2 separate regions of the Homo sapiens genome follow, and region 1 is linked to region 2. A link is an interaction called in ENCODE POLR2A ChIA-PET data of the cell type or tissue named here. Cell type or tissue: PC-3. All regions are shown on one strand. Each heading gives the region's core, and the rest is flanking DNA. Links, peaks and the distances in the headings are about the cores only. Region 1 has its middle 7.8 kb from the start of MIR6500. Region 2 has its middle 59 kb from the start of LINC01562.

What was found. Peaks named below come from ENCODE experiments on the same cell type or tissue, not always from the same donor. Only the 100,000 strongest peaks of a DNase experiment are listed, where the experiment ranks them.
Region 1: POLR2A ChIA-PET joins it to region 2 with 5 read pairs; 4 of 35 experiments call an interaction of 5 or more read pairs at or near these places.

What each region holds. Positions count from the first base shown.
Region 1 is chr1:51,061,623-51,074,003 of GRCh38, forward strand. No RefSeq gene overlaps it. Among named protein-coding and RNA genes, the nearest start is that of MIR6500, 7.8 kb to the left of the region's middle. RefSeq lists enhancers at 10,052-10,552, 10,553-11,053. In PC-3, for the core only: no CTCF peak of the experiment used is centred there; a DNase peak (open chromatin) is centred at 1,659; H3K4me3 peaks cover 439 bases; H3K27ac peaks cover 2,293 bases.
Region 2 is chr1:51,170,058-51,182,720 of GRCh38, forward strand. No RefSeq gene overlaps it. Among named protein-coding and RNA genes, the nearest start is that of LINC01562, 59 kb to the right of the region's middle. In PC-3, for the core only: no CTCF peak of the experiment used is centred there; no DNase peak of the experiment used is centred there.

The DNA.
Region 1 (12,381 bases), core at 508-3,007, 110 kb before region 2:
CCTTCTATTCCAGGTTTCTTGTTTGTTTTTTTAATCATTAAAGTGTGTTGAATTTTCTCAAGTGCTTTTTCATATCTATGACATGACTGTTTGGCTTTTGTCCATTATTCTATTAATATGATATATGATAATGTATGCTGAGCCTGTATTCATGGAATAAATTCCACTTTGTCATGGTCCATAAATATTTTTATATGGAGCTGGAATCATTCTGATAGTCTATATTCATAACAATAGTTTATATTCATAAAGTTACTGGAAAGAATTTGGCTGTTAATCTTATCAAGAATACCTCAGAGATGATGAGCTGCTTCTGTCTTTCTGCTTTCAATATACTCTCTGTGCCCTTGGTTTTCCAGTTGGTTATGTTGTGTATAGGTGTGCATCTCTTTGCATTTATACTACAGTATAACCTTGAACAACATGAGGGGTTGGGGTGCCGACCCCACTAGTCAAACATCCACATATACATACCTGTGAGAAGAGGGTAGAAAAAAAATCCACATACAACTTTTGACTTCCCAAAAACTTAACTACCAATAGTCTACTATTGGCCAGAATGTTACTGACAACATAAACAGCTGATTAACACTTTTTTTAATGTTATAAGTATCATATACTGTATTTTTACCATTAAGCCAGCCAGAGAAAAGAAAATAATAAGGAAAATATATTTACTATTCATTAAGTGGGTAATCAGAAAGGAATTCATCCCCTCTGTTTTCACATTGAGTAGGCTAAAGAGGAGAAGGAAAAAGAGGGGTTGGTCTTGCCATCTCAGGGATGGCAGAGGTGAGTAAAAGTTCCATATAAGTGGACCTGAACAGCTCAAACCCATGTTGTTCAAGGGTCAACTATACTTGGAGTCTGTTGAGTTTCTTTGATGTATAGATTAATGTTTTTCATCAAACGCTGGCAGTTTTTGGCCATTATTTTGTCAAGCATATTTTTTGCTCCTTTTTCTCTCTTCCGAGACTACCATTATGCATAGATTGGCATGCTTGATGGTATCCTATAGATCTGCAAGGTTCTCTTCATCTTTGTTAATCTTTTTTTCTTTCTCTTTCTCAGACCAGATTTTCTCAATTGGTTTATCTTCAGGTTCACTGATTCTTTTTCAAATATGCTCTTGAAACCCTCTAGTGAATTTTTTTGTTTCAGTACTTTTTGACTCTAGAATTTCTATTTGGTTGTTTTATTTAAAAAGAAATTATTTAAATGTCTATCTCTTTATTGATATTCTCTCTTAAGTTTTATATCATTTTCATACTTTCCTTTGGTTCTTTATACATAGTTTCCTTTAGTTCTTCAAACATTTAATATCGCTGATTTAACAACTTGGCCTTGTAAGTTTAGCATCAAGGCTTTCTGAGGGACAGTTTCTATTAACTGCTTTTTTTTTCCCAATATATGGGCCCTACTTTGAGTCTCATAATTTCCTGTTGAAAATAGTCATTTTACATAATATAATGTAACAACTATGGAAATCAGACTCTCTCCCATCCCAGGGTTTATTAATATTGCTGGTTGTTTATTTGTTTTGTTTGTTGTTGTTGCTGTTTCTTAGTAACTTTCCTGGACTAATTCTATAAAGTCTCTATCCTTTTTCAAGTGTGGTCACTGAAGTATCTGCTCAGTTTGCTTAGTCATCAGCTAAGAATTGCAGAAATTTCCTCAAATGTCTAGAACAAATAAGTCTCCATAAGTCTCCCAGGCTTTGCTAAGAGTTCCTGTGGGCACATTGTGGCAAACCTTTAACACTCAGGCAGGTAGTTCACATCTCTGCTTTAGCTGTAAATTCCTCCTTGTGCAGACTCAAGGTCAGTCAGAGGTAAGAGCTTAGGGCCTTCTCAAGTCTTTTCTGACCATGCCCATAGCTCAGGCATGTCCACAGTCCTATGTATGTGAGTAGCCTTCAGAATTTCCAGGTAAATGTCAAAGCTTTTCAAAGCCTCCATATGGACATCTCATTCCCCAGATTTCAAGTTCTTCAGTCACATTCTTGTTTGTCCCAAATGTTATTACCACCATAAGCAGCCTAATATTCATACATACATACATACATGTGTGTATATATATGTGTGTGTGTGTGTGTGTGCATGTAAGCCTTGAACAACATGGGTTTGAGCTGTGCAGATCCACTTATACACAGATCTTCTTCCACCTCTGCCATCCCTGCAACAAGACCAACCCCACCTCTTTAGCATACCCAATGTGAGTAGGATAGAGACCTTTCTAACGATACACTTCCACCTAATGAATAGTGAATACTTTTTATCTTCCTTATTATTTTCTTAATAACATTTTCTTTTCTCTAGCTTGCTTAATTACTATACAGTATATAATACATGTAACACAAAATATGTGTTAATTGACTATGTCATCGATAAGGGTTCAGGTCAAAAGCTATTAGTGGTTTTTAGAGTGTCAAATCAGGTCAAAAGCTACTACTGGTTAAGTTTTTAGAGTGTCAAAACTTATATGTGGCCAGGCACAGTGGCTCATGCCTATTATCCCAGCACTTTGGGAGGCTGGGGTGGGCAGATTGCTTGAGTCCAGAAGTTCAAGACCAGCCTGGGCAACATGGCTGGACCCTATCTGTACAAAAAATACAAAAATTAGCCAGGTGTGGTGGTATACGTCTGTGATCCCAGCTACTCGGGAGGCTGACGTAGGAGGATCACTTGAGCCTGGGAGGTCAAGGCTGCAGTGAGCCGTGATCATGCACTGCACTCCAGTTTCCTCAGCGACAGAGCAAGACCCCGTCTCTTAAAAAAAAAAGTTATATGTGGATTTCAACTGCATGGGGTCAGTGTCCCTAATCCCCATAGTGTTCAAGGGTCAACTGTATATAGTTAGATACATGGACACAGAGACACACACACACACACACATACACACACACACATAGAACAAAAACTGAGAGACTTTCCAAGGAGGAAAAGGCAATCCTACCAAGCATGGTGGGAAATTTTGTTTATTGTTTTTTACTGTAAAATAAAACACAGATAAAGAGTAACATATAAATGTGTAGCTTAATGAATTATTAGAAAATGACACCCTTAAAACTATGTCAGAGGAGCATGCAATTCATTGTGTTTCTCTGAATCCTCTATTTCTTGCAAGTTGACAGCTAAACCCAGAGGTTTGAGCAGACTCAGGGTCATTCACTTTGGCCAAACAATATAGTGCTGTGGTCTTTCATTAAGAGGCACATCATGTCTGGTTGTGATGTGAACAATTATTGCTGTTGAATACTTATAGCCATTAATTTACTGGGACTTTCAAAGTGGTGGTATCCTAATTCTAACATTTCTTTTTCTTTCTTTTTTTCTTTTTTTTGAGACAGAGTCTCACTCTGTCACCCAGGCTGAGATGCAGTGGTGTGATCTTGGTTCATTGCAACCTCTGCCTCCCAGGTTCAAGCAGTTCTCCTGCCTCAGCCTCCCGAGTAGCTGAGACTACAGGCCTGTGCCACCACATCCAGCTAATGTTTTTGTATTTTTAGTAGAGACAGGGTTTCACCAGGTTGGTCAGGCTGATCTCGAACTCCTGATCTCAACTGATCCACTCACCTTGGCCTCCCAAAGTGCTGAGATTACAGGCGTGAGCCACTGCACCCAGCCTTCTAATGCTAACACTTCTATTTCGTTAGTTGAAATACTTCAATAAAGTGATGCTTCTCTTCACCTATTATTTGGTTATCCAATGGTATAGTTCATGTAGTAAAGGCAGGATAATTTTTGTGTGTGTGTGATGGAGTCTCGCTCTGTCGCCCAGGCTGGAGTGTAGTGGCATAGTCTCAGCTCACTGCAACCTCCACCTCCCAGGTTCAAGTGATTCTCCTGCCTCAGCCTCCTGAGTTGCTAGGATTATAGGTGCGTGCCATCACACCCAGCTAATTTTTGTATTTTTAATAGTGACGTGGTTTCACCATGTTGGCCAGGCTGGTCTTGAACTCCTGACCTCAGGTGATCCAGCTGCCTTGGCCTCCCAAAGTGCTGGGACTACATTCATGAGCCACTGTGCCCAGCTTGGGAAAGGCAGGATAAATTTTTGATCTTTCCCTTTATTGGTTTTCAAGGTAACACATTTGTTTCCTATTATTTTCTAATTGTGAGCAATTTTTCTATCATTATGAACTCATGGATTTGATGAGTTTCACTCTATTGTGATTATGATCCTTATTGAGGCTAAATTTATCTCATATCTGGAGTGGGAACCACTTCAAGTTTGGGTCTGTGTCCTTTTGATTTAATCCTAGTGTATTAATCTGTTTTCATGCTGCTGATAAAGACATACCTGAGACTGGTCAATTTACAAAATAAAGAGGTTTAATTGGACTTACAGTTCCACATGGCTGGGGAAGCCTCACAATCGTGGTGGAAAGCAAGGAGGATCAAGTCCTGTCTTATGTGGATGGCAGCAGGCAAACAGAGCTTGTGGAGGGAAATTCCCACTTTTAAAACTATCAGGTCTAGTGAGACTCATTCATCATCAAAAGAACAGCGCAGGAAAGACCCACCCCCATAATTCAATCATACCCCACTGGGTCCCTCCCACACGCATGGGAATTATGGGAGCTACAAAATGAAATTTGGGTGGGGACACAGAGCCAAACCATATCCTTCTGCCCCTGGCCCCTCCCAAATCTCATATCTTCACATTTCAAAACCAATCATGCCTTTCCAACAGTCCCCCAAAGTCTCAACTCATTTCAGCATTAATTCAAAAGTCCACAGTCCAAAGTCTCATGTGAGACAAGGCAAGTTTCTTCTGCCTATGAGCCTGCAAAATCAAAAGCAAGGTAGTTACTTCCTAGATACAATGGGAGTAGAGGCATTGGGTAAATACAGCCATTCCAAATGGGAGAAATTGGACAAAACAAAGGGGCTACAGGGCCCATGCAAGTCTGAAATCCAGCGGGGCAGTCAAATCTTAAGGCTCTAAAATGATCTCCTTTGACTCCAAGTCTCACATCCAGGTCAAGCTGATGCAAGAGGTGGGTTCCCATGGTTTTGGGCAGCTCCGCCCCTGTGGCTTTGCAGGGTACAGCCTCACCCAGCCCAGCTTTCATGGGCTGGCATTGAGTGTCTGCAGCTTTTCCAGGCACATGGTGCAAGCAATCAGTGGATCTACCATTCTGGGGTCTAGAGGATGGTGGCCCTCTTCTCACAGCTCCACTAGGCAGTACCCCAGTAGGGACTTTGTGTGGGGGCTCTGACCCCACAGCTTCCTATCACACTGCCCTAGCAGAAGATCTCCATGAGAGCCCCACCCCTGCAGCAAACTTCTGCCTGGGCATCCAGGCGTTTCCATACAGCTGCTGAAATCTAGGTGGAGGTTGCCAAACTTCAATTCTTGACTTCTGTGTACCTGCAGGCTCAACACCATGTGGAAGCTGCCAAGGCTTGGGACTTGCACCATTTGAAGCCACAACCCAAGCCCTACATTGGCCACTTTCAGCCATAGCTGGAGTGGCTGGGACACAGGGCACCAAGTCCCTAGGGTGCACACAGCTCGGGGACCCTGGGCCTGGTCCACGAAACCACTTTTTCCTTCTAAGCGCCCAGGCCTACCATGGGAGGGGCTGCCATGAAGACCTCTGACATGCCCTGCATACATTTTCCCCATTGTTTTGGGGATTAACATTTGTCTCCTCACTACTTATGCAAATTTCTGTAGCTGGCTTAAATTTCTCCTCAGAAAATGGGATTTTCTTTTCTATGACAGTGTCAGGCTGCAAATTTTTCAGACATTTATGCTGTTTCCCTTTTAAAACTGAATGTTTTTAACAGCACCCAAGTCACCTTTTGAATGCTTTGCTGCTTAGAAATTTCTTCCACCAGATACCTAAATCATCTCTCTCAAGTTCAAAGTTCCACAAGTCTCTAGGACATGGGCAAAATGCCACCAGTCTCTTTGCTAAAACATAACAAGAGTCACCTTTGCTCCAGTTCCCAACAAGTTCCTCATCTCTATCTGAGACCACCTCAGCCTGGACCTTATTGTCCATATCACTATCCGCATTTGGGGCAAAGCCATTCAAAAAGCTCCAAACTTTCCCACATTTTCCTGTCTTCTTCTGAGCCCTCCAAACTGTTCCAATCTCTGCCAGTTACCCAGTTCCAAAGTCGCTTCCACATTTTCAGGTATCTTTTCAGCCATACCCCTCTCTCGGTACCAATTTACTGTATTAGTCAGTTTTCATACTGCTGATAAAGACATACCCAAGACTGATCAATTTACAAAATAAAGAGGTTTAATTGGACTTACAGTCCCACGTGGCTGGGGGAGCCTCACAATCATGGTGGAAGGCAAGGAGAGGCAAGTCCCGTCTCATGTGGATGGCAGCAGGCAAAGAGAGCTTGTGCAGGAAAATTCCCATTTTTAAAACCATCAGATCTAGTGAGACTCATTCACTATCACAAGAGCAGTGCAGGAAAGACCCACCCCCAAAATTCAGTCATCTCCCACCGGGGTCCCTCCCACAACATGTGGGAATTATGGGAGCTACCTACAAGATACAGGTGTAGGCAAGCCTCTAGGGATAGTTCAATCATGCCAAGCTCAATACCTGTAGTAGCCAAGATGCCACCACCCCTAGGCCCAAAGAGACAAGGAAAGGGAGGTTATAATTTGAAAAGGAATAATTTTGTAAATTTAGCTATCTTGAGAGGAATAGCCTTTTGTCAAGAGATACAACCAGGTGATCTTGTAAGAAGAAATCCAGGGGAATAATTACCCTGACCTCAGCTTTATCCCTTTCTCCAAGGTCTTGTTGGGGATCCTTCACTTGGATTACTCACTGCAATACCCTCCTAATTGGTGTCTATGCTTCTTCCACCGTTGTATTCCCAACACAGCAGCCAAACTGATCGTGTTAAAATAGAAGGCAGATGAGGTCACTCATTATTTCAGTATTCTTCAATAGTTTCCATCTCACTCAGAGTAAAAGTCAAAGTCCTTATGACAACCCACAAGACCCTTCATGATCTGAATCTCCTTTCATTATCATTCCAACCTTACCTTAATATCTATGCCTCCCATATTCGGTTCCTGCCACACCTATGTCAAGTCTGCGCTTGATATTTCATCCATTGGAATACATTTCCTACAAATCTCTGCTTGGCTCCTTAGACACTGTCCTCCCTGGCCACAGGGAAGATTGCAACAGTCCCCACCATAGCCTGCCTACCCCCATTCCCTACTTTCTTTTCTTTCTTTTTTTCTTTTTCTTTCTTTCTTTTTTTTCTTTTGAGATGGAATTTCACTCTGTTGCCCAGGCTGGAGTGCGGTGGCACAATCTCACCTCATTGCAACCTCCGCCTCCTGGGTTCAAGCGATTCTCCTGCCTCAGCCTTCCGAGTAGCTGAGATTACAGGCGCGTAATGCCTGGCTAATTTTTTGTATTTTTAGTAAAGACAGGGTTTCTCCATGTTGGCCAGGCTGGTTTCAAACTCCTGACCTCAAGTGATCCACCCACCTCGGCCTCCCAAAGTGCTGGGATTACAGGCATGAGCCCCCATGCCTGGTCCCTACTTTCTTTCTCTTTGTTTCTTTTTTTTTTTTTTTAGATGGAGTCTCGCTGTGTCGCTAGGCTAGAGTGCTGTGGCATGATCTCAGCCCACTGCAAACTCTGCCTCCCGGGTTCAAGTGATTCTCCTGCCTCAGCCTCCCAAGTAGCTGGGACTACAGGCACACGCCACCACACCCAGCTAATTTTTGTATTTTTAGTAGAGACGGGGTTTCACCATATTGGCCAGGATGGTCTCGATCTCCCGACCTCATTATCCGCCAGCCTCAGCCTCCCAAAGTGCTGGGATTACAGGTGTAAGCCACCGCACCCAGCCCCTATTATTTTTCTATTCAACACTTACCAACTAATGTGCAAGATATTTTTCTGATTTATATTTATCTTTTTTTGCAAGGAAAAATAAATAAATTATTTATATTTATCTTATTGCCTGCATCACCAATCAGGATGCAAACTCCATGAAGAAGGAACTTTTGTCTGATTACTCCTATGCCTCACACAAAGTAAGAAATCAACAATTATTTGTTGGATCAATGAATGAAAGACTACGATTTAAGAAGTAATAAGAAGTAATCTCCCCTTGATATCCGTTAAAAATGGCTCATGTATTTTCACCAGTTTGCATAATGTTTTTCTGAGCTGCTTACAGTTATAAATGCTAGCCTGGGCTTGCTAATTATAATTTAGAACTCTGTCTGTTCCACTAGATGGTGTCTGCTTTTCCTCTATGACATAAATGGGGCTAAATGAACTAGAGGCAAAGACCAAAAATATATAGAAGAGGGACACAGGTTTGAGCTTTGGAATCAGATAGACCTGGATTTGCATCCCAAATACTCCACTTGAAAGTGTAGGTGACTCTTTGTGCCTCCACTGTTGCAAAATCAATGTGAAATTAAAACCAGCCCAATTTTCCCATAAAACTAAGCTTGAGAAATTTACATTTGTCTTATCTGAGTTTCTTTCTCAGGAAACCACCATCAGGCCTCCCAGATGGTAGCAGGGAGCTGAGGCTTTCCAGATCACCACACCTGAACAATGAGAGGCACCTGCTCCTTGTTGACCAACTCCTCTTCCTTGTCCCTCCTGTTTTCCTTCCCTGTTATATAAGCCCATAATTTTAGCCAGTTAAGGAGAGACAGATTTAATTATTAGGTTGATGTCATCTGCAATAAAGCTTTCCTTCCTGGGCAATATTCCTTTTCTCAGTGATTGGCTTTCTATATGGAGAGCAATAAGACCTAGGCCAAACTCCTGGCATTTGGCAACAAAATAGTGGAAAGAGCACTTTGGCTTAGGAATGTGAGTCTTGGATTCTAATCTAGCTGTGACTTTGGGCAAGTTATTTAATTTATTGCACATTCTCAAATTCCTCACCTGTAGAATAAGGATAATATCTCCATTATGGGATTCTTCTAAAAGTGAACAACAAAGCACCTGACACAGAAGGTAATTGGTAAATGTTAATTTCTGTCACTAATATAGGGTAGTCATGACTTTTCTATCAAAGATAACTTTGTTCATTGGTAAGAAGACACTCACTCTAGAGGTATTTTTTCCCATGACTTTTATCCTCCTAAGGAGTCTAGGGTAATTGTGTTTCAATATGACTAATAACCCTATCACTAGACACTAAAACCAGAAGCATATTCCTATTAGGAAGATTTTACCCAGAAATATACATTCCTAACAGAATGGAAAGTGATAGCGAGTACTGCCAGCTTACAACATTCCTTTTGCATACACTGTCTGTTTTCTATTACAGGTGGAATCCATTTTAATGAATACCATTTTAAACATCTGTTTCTACACAGTGAGGCTATTTTTGTGTTCTAACAGATGGGCTACAGGAACCTTGCTTTGTTGACTTGGCTAAAACAAATTCTAAAAAATGAAAATTCTTTCTTCACAAATACTGTCCCTGCAGAAATAAGTTTTTTAAATAAAAGGTAATTATCCTTTGTAAATGTGATAACTTAGCCTAGGCTAGTTCCAAGAAAACAGATAAAGGGCTGGGTTGGTGGATGGCAAAGTAGACTAGACAGCCAGAGAAAATAAAAGATAAAAATGGAGCAAAGCCCTCAAGTAAGGTCTGTTAGAAAGTACTTAAGCCAGAACTCTACTTATAAACATAACCTCTCCTTCCACGGCCAGCTCACTCATGTTACCTCCTCTACAAAGCCTTTCCAATTCCCTCTACACATATAACTCAGTTCTCTGTCTCCCGTACTTTCAATTGTTTAAATCTGGGTAGTGGCATTTATCAGTGTTTGTCTTGTACCTTTAAAGGTAATCGTTTTCTGCTCTTTCCCTTTCCCCCACCAAGACTGTGAGCTCAGAGCACTAGGACGAAGAATGATTCAACTTCCTATGTCCAATAACTAGCACAGAGCTTAATACTCATGGATGCTTAATAAATGCTCATTGAATTTAACACCTATGAAGAAGTATTCCTGTGCTTGAATTGAGCATTCTTACCTAATTTGGGTGCTCCCTGAGACCAAGAACTATGTTTCATTTCCTTGGGATTTGGCACAAAGACTCTTAGTACCACATGTTGGTTGAAAAAAATTAAATTACTATGCCAAAGTTAATATGCAAAGTCAAACTGACCTTTGTTTCACGACTTGGATGCACATATAAATCTACTACATGCTGCTGAATTAAATGCTAATAGTAAGTGACTCAACTACAGTGTGTCCTGGGGAAACTCAGCCTAAAGCTCTTCACTGTAGCCACTGCCTAGAAGGAAGGGCAAAGGCGAAATTCTCCAAGACGAAGACTTGACACACCACCGGGTTTGGCGAGCTGCGGAAACAGGTTACCTCAAAAAAACCTGAGTCTGGATCTGGGACTGTGGCAATTGACTTGAAGGAGACCGCTGGGAGCACAGTGGAGGGCTTGGTCCCCTTCCGTCAAGTTACATCCAACTAAAGCCTGGCGCCAACTTCAGCTAACCATTCCAAAAGAGGCGACAGCTTCTGACCCCCGAGCCCCAGGCTTCCTGCCTTCAAGTCCCGGCTTTCCAGAGACTCTGGCTTCCAGGCCTGGCCTGGCTTCGGGCGCGAGGCTCTGGCTTCCAGCCAGTAGCAGAGGCACCGCCCAGTTGCGAAAGCTCTGGGCACGCCCGTCACCTCTAGGCTCATGAGTTGGCCTGGTTGGTCTTCCCACTCCTCACTCGTCCTCAGTCCTCACTCTCCATTACTGCCACCTAGCAAGCTTCGAACGTACTAGGGGGAAAAATGGCCCCCGCTCTTTTTGCTCCTATGGGGGTTGGTGGCCTACGTGGAGTCTCCTATTTGCAGGTCTGAGTTAGCAACATGGCACCAATTTTCACTCGTTTTCTCTTGCTCCCATTCCTTGGCATCCACTGGGCTTTGGGGATTTGGAGTCAATGGCATTCCTCTCTCTGATCTAGAGTCACTTGAAGAGTCTGTGCTCTAGTTGACGCCTGCGGCTTGCAATAAAGGATCCCTTGTACTGATTGTAAGGGAAAGGCTCAAATCTTTTTAAAAGGAGAAAGTGTTAAGTCTAAAACTAAGAAAAGTTGCCTTATTCTCACCCTTCCAAAATGGTCTTTGGAATAATGACATAATCCTCATTCCCCACTTCCTTATATCTGAACACTTTCTGGAAAGAAACTTATTTCCCACCACATGCTAATTAAGGTAGAAGTCAGGAGCCTGTCCTTTAGGGATGACCTCATTTTTGCAGGGTAATGGTAATGAAATGTACTAGGGGTAAAAAGTAATATCAAGGCTAACTTATTCCAAAATTAAGATTTGCTGAAACTTAACATATGAAACATAAGCACAGAACATGATAAAAGCAACCAATTCAGCCTGAATATATTTTCTGTTAGTATAATCCATCAAATGTTTTTCAAAATGGGATCCATCTTATTCACTGTCAAAAGTGATGTGTGTTCAAAGTTAGTATTTCACTTTTGAATTTCTATAGTCCCACCCTCTGAGTTTATGCAACATATGAATATAATTGCCAGCCAATGTAACATGCCTAATGAATTGGAAAAAGAATGTTCAAAACAAGTTAAAAGGTAGTATAAATATAATGGAGTGTAGGCTGTGTGGACACATGAATCTAAGCTATTTATTCGCTGTGTATCTCTTTAAGCAATTTATTTGTCTTAAATTGGGCTCCTGCACAACTATGGCCCTAAGACAAGAATTAGGATACAGAGAACTTTATTTGGGAAGCATGGTAAGGAAGTGAGACTGGTAAGAGAGGAAAGCCAATAAAAATTGTGTCAAAAAATAAGGTTTCTACTGAGGGCAACTGGAACTCAATTCTACTGGAGACCCTCTGAAAGACTATATAAAACAGAACTCAGAATTATTCCACTGAGGGGCAAGAAAACTGAGATATACCAATTCCCTTCTCTCAGTGGTTGAGGGTTACTCCTGGGAATGTAATTCTCTGGTACTTCCCTTGGCAGCCTTCCCTTGAGCAGCATGCTCTTGCTGCCAGAAAGATAAGTAGTTGAGATTTGAAGCCATTGGCATGAGATGCATGGGAACTCCCATTGAAGCTGCAGGTGGCCTTAATGGTGGGCAAGAGGATGTGGGCAGGGTATTGATTATGTCCGTATTCATTCACTTTGTTTCTGTGTAAACTGGAGATAATAATTACCCATCTCATAGAATGATGTTAAGTCTCTGGCCCATAAAAATACTAAAAAATTATTTAAATGTGTTAATATAATGTGTATATAATAGGCACTTCTTTTTAAATTTTTTGGCATACATTAATATTTGATTGTGGTGCCACTCTATTTGTGGCACACATTCCTGTTTTCTGCAGTCTACTTCTATTCACACCCGTTA
Region 2 (12,663 bases), core at 3,794-6,293:
GGAAACTAAGAAAGAGAATTGAAAAGAATGACATATCACCATAATTGTATGATATGTCTTTAAGTTATAGTAGTTTACCTTAAAATGCTATTATAGTATATTTGTATACATTTTGTATACAGTAATGCACCATATAATTTTTCAGTCAACAATGGACCACATATATGACCATGGTCCCATAAGATTACAGTGGAGCTGAAAAATTCCTGTTGCCTAGTGATGTTGTACCCATTATAACATAATAGCACAACATATTGCCTTTTCTATGTTTAAATACATTTAGATACACCAATATTTACCATTGTGTTACAATTTTGTACAGTATGCAGTACATTAACATGCTATACAGTTTTGTAGCTTAGAAGCTATAGGCTATATGCTGTATAGCCTAGGTATGTAGTAGGTTATACCATCTAGGTTTGTGTAAGTACACTCCATGATGTTTGCACAATGATGAAATCACCTAATGACACATTTCTCAAACCATATCCCTGTTGTTAAGCAATGCATGACTGTATCTAGTGCATATAGTACATTGTGTAAGTATCTTACAAGAGTATATGTCATTTCCCCCCACCATTCTTTGTGCTTTGTTGTCATGCATTTTACTGTTACTTTTGTTTAAAACGCCACACTACATCATTATTATTTTTACTTGAAATAGCAAATTATTTTTTAAAAGAATAAAAGCGAGGGCCAGGCGCAGTGGCTCATGCCTGTAATCCCAGCACTTCAGGAGGCCGAGGCAGGCAGATCACTTGAGGCCAGGAGTTCAAGACCAGCCTGGCCAACATAGTGAAATCCTGTTTCTACTAAAAATAAAATAAATAAATAAATAAATAGCTGGCCGTGGTGGTGCACACCTGTAAAAAAAAAAAAAAAGAGAGAGAGAGTGAGTGAGAAATGTATCAGCTTACAATGCTTTGCACAGACAAATGCAAGTTTGAAGATACCTAAGTTAAAATAGTATATATTTCTTTTTTTTTTTTTTTTTGAGACAGAGTCTGGCTCTGTCACCCAGGCTGGAGTGCAGTGGCGCGATCTCCACTCACTGCAAGCTCTGCCTCCCAGGTTCATGCCATTCTCCTGCTTCAGCCTCCCGAGTAGCTGGGACTACAGGCACTCGCCACCACGCCTGGCTAATTTTTTGTATTTTTAGTAGAGACGGAGTTTCACCATGTTAGCCAGGATGGTCTCAATCTCCTGACCTCATGATCTGCCCGCCTCGGCCTCCCAAAGTGCTGGGATTACAGGCGTAAGCCACTGCGCCTGGCCAAAATAGTATATATTTCTTTAAAAATCACTATGTATTAGAACTTGTGGGAAAAGGCAATAACAAAAATAAGAAAAAAATTTTTTTAATCACAGGTACTATTGAAGTATAAACAAGTTTTAGAAAGTACTGGTTATACAGGTTGTAGAAAACACTTTCACAGGACCTGAAATCAGTTTAAGGAAAATATCTGAGCCTTAAGCATTGAAGGCACTTGACTTTATACCAGCAACAGCACAATTACAAGAAATGCAGTGTTGTAGATGATTCCACCTCTCTGAAGTATGAATGGGGTACATACACAGCAAGTAGAGTTCAGGAAACTTTATCTTTCAGCCACCCCATCTAAGAGCAGGATTTTGCCTGCCAGTATAACCCAGATACACAGTCATATGCAGACACATACAACGAAGCTTCCAGAGCTTATCTGACTTCTTAGACAGAACTCACATAAGCACACAAACACAAACTGAAATCATAACAAACAGTCTCTTGGACCACAGTGCAATCAAATTAGAATTTAAGATTAAGAAATTCACTCAATTGGCTGGGTGCGGTGGCTCACACCTGTAATCCCAACACTTTGGGAGGCAGAGGCAGGTGGATCGCCCGAGGTCAGGAGTTCAAGACCAGCCTGGCCAACATGGTGAAACCCCATCTCTACTAATAATACAAAAATTAGTGGGGCATGATGCCACACACCTGTAATCCCAGCTATTCAGAAGCCTGAGGCAGGAGAATCACTTGAATATGGGAAGCGGAGGTTGCAGTGAGCCAAGATCACACCTGAGTGACAAGAGTGAAACTCCGTCTCTGAAAAAAAAAAAAAGAATCCTGAATGACTTTTGGGGTAAATAATGAAATTAAGGCAGAAATCAAAAAGTTCTTTGAAACTAGTGAGAACAAAGATACAATGTACCAGAGCCTCTGGGATGTAGCTAAAGCAGTGTTACAAGGAAAATTTATAGCTCTAAATGGCCACATCAGAAAGCTAGAAAGATCTCAAGTTAACAACCTAACATCACACAAACACAAGAGGGTATTTCAAGACACACACTTGCAAGTGCTCTTTCTACAGAAACAGCCAAAGTATTATAATATTCAGAATGTGGAAGATTGACACAGAGTCTGAGGATTTTGTTTTTTGAGATGGAGTCTTGCTCTGTTGCCCAGGCTGGAGTGCAGTGGCACAACCTTGGCTCACTGCAACCTCCATCTCCCAGGTTCAAGTGATTCTCCTGCCTCAGCCTCCCGAGCAGCTGGAACTACAGGTGTGTGCCACCACGCCCGGCTAATTTTTTGTATTTTTAGTAGAGACGGGGTTTCACCATGTTAGCCAGGATGGTCTCCATCTCCTGACCTTGTGATCTGCCTGCCTCGGCCTCCCAAAGTGCTGGGATTACAGGCGTAAGCCATCGCACCTGGCCAGTCTGAGGATTTTTTAGAGGAAAAAAACAAAAGACTTGGCAATATGATAACTACATAACAGATATGGCAATCTACAGGACAAAAAGACAGCATTTCATAAAACATTGTTCATACAATGCTGTTCATGGAAAACAGTAAAACACCTTTTAGCAGAGTGCGTGTTAACTCTTTTAGTAAGATTATCTGTAATGAGGTTTGAAAGTAAATCACTTAGTAGGCAAAGTAAAGCATTGCAGAACCAGGAAATAGCACCCATCACTTCTGCTTTAATCGTAACTACAGAAAGCTGAAAGTCAAACAATTTTTTAAAAGGCAAAGAAGCATTTCCCTTTGAATTCAGTCCTAAGATAAAAACATGAATGTTTTATAATTAATTTCAAAATAAGTATCTTTCAAGTGTTTTATGAAACATTTTTCCCTGAGAGGCAAATTCAACATTATGAAAACACGTATTTTGCCAGGTAGTTACTGAGAAATGTCAATCCTTCAATTCTATAGAGAAAAAGACACATGGATTTCGTCTCTGAATCCCACAGCCACTTTCATGTTCACTGCTTCTGCTTTACGTTCTGCATCGGTCTCTTAAGGTGGAGATAAAAGTATGATGCTCATTGCTAGAACATCAACAACAAATCAAAAGAAAAATCCAGTAAAGGATGGCAGGTGTAACAAAAACTGAGTTTCTGAGGAAGCAAAAACAAGAATTAGGTAAAGTTTTATAAAGAATTCTATAGAAAGACTTAAATATAAAAAACTCACTAAAAATCCTTAAAGCCTGATGGATTATTGCAATGTCAAGTTAGCTTAGGTCTACAGACATGTTGCTAGAAACGAAACTAAAGGGGGCATGTGAGAATATGTTCAAATAATTTCTGCCTTTCAGGATGTTATTTTTTTCCTTAGAAGCCACAGGTGACTTTGAACTTAAATTATTCACCAAAATCACAAAACCAAAACAATAATATAAGAAAAAGACCAACAGCATCATTAAGAAACTTGAATCTCCTCTTCTTTCTTTAGCATCTAAATGGTAGTTATCTAAATTTAACACATAACAGGCACTGGAAGTGGTGATTGTCTGAACAGCCTGATTATCCATAGCCTCAAAAGGAGATCTGATATTTTTGTGATTTGGTTCTCATTAAATTCCTATACCAAGTAAAATGCCAGTTCCTGTGGCCTATGTTTTAAGATGATAGATAGACAGATAGATAGATAGATAGATAGATAGATAGATAGATAGATAGATATACTTTTATATAAATATAGTTTTTTCTGAGAGCAACCTTACTCAGAATTATGAAGTGTATTTGCAGTAGCTGTTCTAAAATCTGTGTCTGCTAATACCATCATCTCTGTCATTTCTGTCTTTCTTTTGATTGATTTTTTTCCTAGTTAAAGGTCATATTTTTCTGCTTCTCCATTTGCCTGGTAATTTCTTATCTGATACTAGACATTGCGGGATATTTTGGTTTTTTGGTTTTCTTGAGACAGGGTCTCACTCTATCACCCAGGCTGGAGTACAGTGGTGCCATCTTGGTTCACTACAACCTCTGCCTCCCAGGTTTAAGTGATTCTTGTGCCTCAGCCACCCAAGTAGCTGGCATTACAGGTGTGGGCCACCACCCCCAGCTAATGTTTGTATTTTTAGTAGAGATGGGGTTTTGCCATGTTGGCCAGGCTGGTCTTGAACTCCTGGCCTCAAGCGGTCCACCTGCCTCAGCCTCCCAAAGTGCTGGATTACAGGCATGAGCCACTGCGCCTGGCTGACAATGTGGTTTTTACATTGTTGAGTGTATTTGCTTACAACACCAACAAAAATCCATCATTGGCGGATTTTTAAAAATTATTTAAATAATGTTGGACTTTGTCAACATTTTAAGGACATAGAATCAGTGTGATCCTTTTGAGTCTTGCTTTTAAGATTTGTTAGATTGGGGCTGGTCGCGGTAGTTCACGCATGTAATCCCGGCACTTTGGGAGGCCAAGGTAGAAGTATCACTTGAGGTCAGGAGTTCGAGACCAGCCTGACCAACATGGTAAAACCCCATCTCTACTACATATGCAAAAATTAGCCAGGTGTGGTAGCGCGAACCTGTATTCCCAGCTACTCGGGAGGCTGAGGCAGGAGAATTGCTTGAACCCCAGAGGCGGAGGTTGCAGTGAGCCATGACAGTGCCACTGCTCTCCAGCCTGGGCAACAGAGAAAAAAAAATTGTTAGATTGGGTCCAGATCAGCCTTTAATCTAAGCAAAATTTAGCTCCACTACTAAGGTGTTCCCCTTCTGAGGACTCTATCCGATCCACTATATATTATTTTGTCTTCCCACTCCGGCTTTGCACACAAAATATTCCCAGCCCTGGGTAAGCTATCGGAATTGTTTGGCCTGCTGCTTTCCAATATTTAGCTTCAGATAATTTCCTCATACATGTGCACAGATCAGTCCTCAGCCAAAGATTCAGGGAGAATCCTCTGCAGTTCTCCAAAGCTCTTTCTTTTTGCAGTTCCCTCCTCTTTGACAGTCTGCCTCACCAGTACTAGCTGTCTTAGCCTCCCCAAACTCCAGTGATTGTCTCCTCAACTCAACTAGACCACCAGACTCTTTAAATTCCTCTTTCCTTATCTGCCGTGTGGAAACTTCCTCCAGGCAGTAAGTCGGGAACTCAAGGGTTCACTTCATTTACTTCCTGTATCTTAGGGTTGATAGTCCTGCAATGCCTGTTACCCAATGTCCAGAAACATTGCTTCATAATTTTTTCTGGGTTTCTAATTAAGTAGAACAGTCCCTGTTATTGCATGATGGCTGGAAGTGGAAGTTCCTCCTACCTCTGGTTTTGCATTATTCCTCAAATCTATCATTTTCCTTATAAGGTCAGAGTGATATTTCATAAATGCAAATCTAATATTATCATTTCTCACTTAAACCTCCTCAATTGCTTCCACCTGAGACTAAACCCATTCTTAAATTCTAGGTTTCATTCATCCTAAAGGGTTTTTGGAATTCACCAAGCTGTTTCATGCACCTACACCTATTTTACTTTCTACCTTTTTATCCTGTAAAAGACAGCTCTCTGCTCCTTTGTGAAGATTTATGTAACTACTCTCTGCATTCGGGCAGTAAATTTCTTCCTCTTTTGGACCTGTGTTTTACCTCATGCTTAATTCTGTGTTCATCATACAGTATTATAATTATTTGTATATCTATCCCCTCTACTGTTTTATGAGCTCCTTAAAAGTAAGGCTTGTATCTTTTCAATGTTTCTATCCCCAGGATTTAGCACGATGCATAGTACATAGTAGATATATGAATTCAAAATTCATTTGAATTTTCAGAATTCATTTGAGAATTCAGAATTAGTCCAACCATCTCTACCTCCAAAATAGATCCCAGATTTGTTCTCTTCTATCTCATCTGTGTTACCCTAATTCAAGTCATTATTTTATCTTGCCTAGATTACTGTAAGTCTTATAAGTATCTCCCTGCTTTTTCTTCAACAATTCATTCTCTATGCAACGGCCAAAGTAATCTTTTTAAACATAAATCAGATTACCGCAATCTCCTCAAAACCTTCCAATGCCTCCCTATTGTACTAAAATTCCAGTCTGGGAGCCATGGCTCACACCTGTAACCCCAAAACTCTGGGAGGCCGAGGTGGGGGATTGCTTGAGGCCAGGAATTCAAGCTCATCCTGAGCCACATAGTGAAACCCCATCAATACAAAAAATAAAAAAATTAGTTGGGTATGGTTGCCTGCACCTATAGTCCCAGCTACTCAGGAGACTGAGGCAGGAGATCACTTGAGCCTAAGGGGTCAAGGCTGCAATAAGCTATGATTGTGCCACTGCACTCCAGCCTGGGAGACAGAGCAAGACCCTGTCTGTAAAAATAAAATAAGTAAATAAATTTCAAATCCTTCATTATATCCTGTACAGTTTTGTATGCAGCAAGTCTTTCCTGCCTCATTAATTTCATTTCAAACCCTTCTCCCCCGTAACTCGATACATTCCAGCCACACGTTATGGTTTTTTGTTTATTTGTTTGTTTTTGAGATGGAATTTCGCTCTTGTTGCCCAGGCTGGAGTGCAATGGCGCAATCTCAGCTCACCACAACCTCTGCCTCCCGTGTTCAAGCAATTCTCCTGCCTCAGCCTCCCGAGTAGCTGGGATTACAGGCATGCACCACCACTCCTGGCTAATTTTGTATTTTTAGTAGAGACAGGGGTTTCTCCATATTGGTCAGGCTGGCCTCAAACTCCTGACCTCAGGTGATCCTCCCACCTCAGCCTCTCAAAGTGCTAGGATTACAGGCATGAGCCACCGCACCCAGCCGGCTGTTACGTTTCTTAAACATACCACACTTAATTCTGCCTTAAGTCTTTGTATTTCTTCCTTCTGGCTGTAAGGGTCTATTTCCAAATTTGGGCATGGCTGACTCTTAAATATTATTCAGATTTCATCTCTAATATCACTTCCTTAGAAGGGCCTTAATGGGCCTACAGGTAGAGTAGAACCCCAGAAGGGGAAAAAGAACCCTGTGGTGTGGAATAGAATTGGAATTAGAGGTATAATTATGTATGTATGTATGTATGTATATGCATAGTGTGTGTTAATTTACACTGATACCTCTAACATCATATATTCATACTATGTATATTCATATTGACAACTCATCCCAGTGGCAATGAACACAGTTAATACCCAGATCTTGGTGTCTAAAAACTATTTCCCACTCAAAGGAACAACACTCCTTGGAAAAATGGCTGATTTCAGGGCCAGGTCAAAGAAAATATGAAGTGATTCTGGAACATTTTCTTGTGCCTAAAGTAAAGCAGTGCTTATAAATTGATGACACCATGCCAAGAGGACATCTAAGCCAGCTTGAAGGGGCTTCCCTGGTCAAATTAGGAAATATTTGAAATTAAAATGAATGACTACATTTATGTAACAGATTATAATATATTGAATAAAAAATAATCCAGCCAGGTGTGGTGGCTCATGCATGTAATCCCAACACTTTGGGAGGCTGAGGCAGGAGGATCACTTGAGCCCAGGAGTTCAAGGCTGTAGTGAGCTATGAGTGAGCCACTGTGCTCCAGCCTGGGTGACAGAGTGAGACCCTGACTCAAAAAAAAAAAAAATCCGTGGGCCCATACTGATAGTGAGAGGTGAAGCCTGCTGGGCTTCTGGGTCGGGTGGGGGCTAGGAGACCTTTTCTGTCTAGCTAAAGGATTGTAAATGCACCAATCAGCACTCTGTGTCTAGCTAAAGGTTTGTAAATGCACCAATCAGCGCTCTGTGTCTAGCTAATCAGGTGGGGACTTGGAGAACTTTTGTGTCTAGCTAAAGGATTGTAAACGCACCAGTCAGCACTCTGTGTCTAACTGAAGGTTTGTAAATGCACCAATCAGCACTCTGTCAAAACAGACCAATCAGCTCTCTGTAAAACGGACCAATCAGCTCTCTGTAAAATGGACCAATCAGCAGGATCTGGGTGCGGCCAATTAAGGGACTAAAAGCAGGCCACCGGAGCCAGCAGGCAATCTCTCAGAACCCTTTTTATACTGTGGAAGCTTTGTTCTTTCGCTCTTCACAATAAATCTTGCTGCTGCTCACTCTTTGGGTCCAGGCCGCCTTTAAGAGCTGTAACACTCACCAGAAAGGTCTGCAGCTCCGCTCCTGAAGTCAGTGAGACCACGAACCCACCAGAAGGAAGAGACTCTGCACACGTCCGAACATCAGAAGGAACAAACTCAGGACACGCTATCTTTAAGAATTGTAATACTCACCGTGAGGGTCCATGGCTTCATTCTTGAAGTCAGCGAGACCAAGAACCCACCAATTCCGGACACAATAGCAACCATCACCGTGAACAATTTTAGAACATTTTCATCACCACAAAAAGAAATCTCATACCCATTAGCAATCACTCCCCGTTTCTCCCCCAGTCTCTGCAACCATCAGGCCCAGACAACCACTAATGTACTTTCTGTCTCTCTAGATTTACGTATTCTGGATATCTCATATATATGGAATTACACATATGTGGTCTTCTGGGGCTGGCTTTCTTCACTTAGGTTGTTTTCAAGTTTCCTCCGTGTTACAGCATGTATCAGGACTTCATTCTTTTTATTGGTGAATGAATATTCTATTGTACAAACATACCAAATTCTGCTTATCCGTTCATCAGCTGATGAACATTAAGGTTGGGACTAAGTTTTAATGTAAGTTGTTTACCGACACAAGATAGCAAACTAAGTTACTTGTGTACTATATCCTGAGATGTTACCGACTCTGAAAAGAGTCACAGAAAAGAAAAGGTGGAAAATAGGCTGAATATGTAAAAAGTATTCATCTCAGCCAAAGCTACAGCCCAGTTATTTAAGCTATAGAGTTAGGCATTAGCAATGACATGATGAGCCATATTGAAATCTAAGATAAAGGGGAAAATATACATGTTTTCATGTATTTTTAGTGGTTAATTTTTTCGTAAGTAAATCATGAGTATTTTTAAAAATTAACAGATTTTTAAAATACTAATGAATTTGTTTCTATTAAAACCAGAAAAGTAGGACAGGCATGATAGCTTACACCTGTAATCCCAGCAATTTGGGAGGCTGAGGCAGGAGGATCGCTTGAGCCCAGGAGATTGAAATCTGCCTGGGCGGCATAGTGAGACCATGTCTCTACAAAAAAATAGAAAAAAATTAGCTGGGCATGGTGGTACACACCTTTAGTCCCAGCTACTCAGGAAGCCAAAGTGGAAGGATAGATAGCCTGAGCCCAGGAGGTCGAGGCTGCAGTGAGCCATGATCATGCCACTGCACTCCAGTCTGGGCAAAGAGCAAGACCGTGTCTCAAAAAAACAAAAACACAGGCCGGGGCAGTGGCTCAAGCCCGTAATCCCAGCACTTTGGGAGACCAAGGTGGGTGGATCACCTGAGATCAGGAAAAGACCAGCCTGGCCAATGTGGCGAAACCCCATCTCTACTGAAAATACAAAAATTAGCCGGGTGTAGTGGCAGGCGCCAGTAATCCCAGTTACTCAGGAGACAGGTAGGAGAATTGCTTGAAGGCAGGAGGCAGAGGTTGCAGTGAGCTGAGATCGCACCACTGCACTCTGGCCTGGGCAATAGAGTGAGACTCCATCTCAAAAAAACAAAAACAAAAAAAACAAAACAGAAACCCGAACACATAAAGTTATACTAAATTCTGGTCTGTGTATATACAAAATATTTAAACCTGAAATAATGTGAGTTTTAAAACAGCTACTTTTCAGTATTTTTCAACCACTTTAATGTTCTGAGAAATAAATAACCAGCATATACTAGCTGCATAAAATTAGTTAAGGAGTCCTCTCTATTTCTAATCTCAGAAACAGCAAGGTTATCTGTACCTTAGAAAATGTGCTAAAACTCACTTTGGTACATTTTTGTGAGCAGACTTTTAAAATTACTGATGCTTTTTGCTTGTTTGTTTTGTTTTGTTTTGTTTTGTTTTGTTTGAGAAGTGGTCTTGCTTATGTTGCTCAGGCCGGTTTCAAACACCTGGGCTCAAGCAATCCTCTCACCTCAGTTTCCCAAGTAGCTGGGATTATAGATTTGAGCCACAGCACCTAGCTTGATTCTTTTTTTTTTTTTTTTTTTTTTTTGACAGGATCTCACTCTTTCATCCAGGATGGAGCACAGTGAGGTGATCATGGCTCACTGCAGCCTTGACCTCCTGCACTCAAGTGATCCTCTCACCTCAGCCTCCTGAGTACTGGGACTAGAGGTTCACACCACCATACCTGACTAATTTTTTTTTAATAAAAATAGGATCTTGCTATGTTGACCAAGCTGGTCTCAGCCTCCAAAAGGGCTGGGATTATAGGCGTGAGCCCCTGAACTCAGCTCAATTCAATTTGTTATCATTATGGTATTAGCCAGGTTTCCAATGTCTTCTTGAGTTAATCCTGTTGACTTATACTTTTCTAAGTAATTACCCATTTTCATGTAAGCTTTCAAATTTACTGGCATAAAGTTATAGTTACTCTCTTATGATTTTTCATCTCAGCTGGGCATGGTGGCTCACGCCTGTAATCCCAGCACTTTGGGAGGCAAAGGTGGGCAGATCACCTGAGGTCAGGAGTTCGAGACCAGCCTGGCCAACATCGTGAAACCCCATCTCTACTAAAAATACAAAAATTAGCAGGGCATGGTGGTGGGTGCCTGTAATCCCATCTACTTGGGAGGCTGAGGCAGGAGAATCGCTTGAACCCAGGAGGCAGGCAGAGGTTGCAGGGAACCAAGATCACACCACTGCGCTCCAGCAGCCTGGGCAACAAAAGTGAGACTCCATCTCAAAAAAAAAAAAAAAAGGATTTTTCATCTCTGCTATACAGGTAGTTGTTGCTCATTTTTAATTCTTATGTATTTGTACCTTTGCTTCTTTTCCCTAAAATGATCTTAACAGGATTTATTTCACTATATTTTTTCATAGAGCCAGCTTTCAGTTTATTGATGCCCTTAAATGTTTGCTTCCACTGCAGGACATTGTTCTAGGCAAAGATTTTATGGCTAGGACCCCAAAAGCACAAGTAACAAAAAAAAAAATAGACAAATGGGGCAATATTAAACTAGAAACATTCTGCATAGCAAAGGAAACAATCAACAGAGTGAACAGATAAACTGTTGAATAGGGGAAAACATTTTCAAAACTATTCATATCCAGAATACACAAGGAACCCAAACAACTCAACAGTAAAAAATAAACAAACCAACCCACCCCATAAATAATTCCATTAAAAAGTAGGCAAAGGATCTGAATAGACATTTCTCAAAGGAGGACATATAAATGGCAAACAGGTATATGAAAAAATGCTCAACATCACTGATCATCAGAGAAATTCAAATCAAAATCACAATGACATATTATCTTACCCTAGTTAGAACGACTATTATCAAAAAGACAAAAAATAACAGATGCTGGTAAGGATACTGAGAAATGAAAATTCGTATACACTGTTGGTGGGAAAGTAAATTAGTATAGCCATTTTGGAAAAAAATTATGGAGATTTCTCAGAAAAACAGAAATAGAACTACCATATGACCCAGCAATCCCACTACTGGGTATTTAACCAAAGGAAAGCAAATCAGTACGTTACAGAGATACCCGTACCCATATGTTTATTCCAGCACTATTCACAATAGTTAAGACATGGAATGTCCAATCTAAATCCATCATGGGCTGGGTGCAGTGGCATACCCCTGTAACACCAGCACTTTGGGAGGCTGAGGTGGGTGGATCACCTGAGGTCAGGAGTTTGAGACCAGCCTGGCCAACATGGTGAAACCCTGTCTCTACTAAAAATGCTAAAAAAAAAAATTAGCTGGGCATGGTGGCAGGCGCCTGTAATCACAGCTACTGGGGAGGCTGAGGCAGGAGAATGGCTTGAATCTGGGAGGCGGAGGTTGAAGTGAGCCGAGATCGCACCACTGTACTCCAGCCTGGGCGACAGAGCGAGATTCTCTCAAAAAAAAAAAAAAGTCATGAATAAATGGATAAAGAAAATGTGGTATATATACATAATGGAATACTATTCATTCATACAAAATAATGAAATATGGCCAGGCGCGGTGGCTCACACCTGTAATCCCAGCACTTCGGGAGGCTGAAGTGAGCGGATCACCTGAGGTCAGGAGTTCAAGACCAGCCTGGCCAACATGGCAAAACCTCATATCTACTAAAAATACAAAAATTAGCCAGGTGTGATGGCACACGACTGTAGTCCTAGCTACTCAGGAGGCTAAGATGGGAGAATCGCTTGAACTTAGGAAGCAGAGGCTGCAGTGAGCCAAGATTGTGCCACTGCACTTCAGCCTGGGCAACAGAGCAAGACTCTGCTGCAAAAAAAAAAAAAAAAAAAAAAAGAATGAAATGGCCGGGCACAGTAACTCACACCTGTAGTCCCAGGTACTCAGG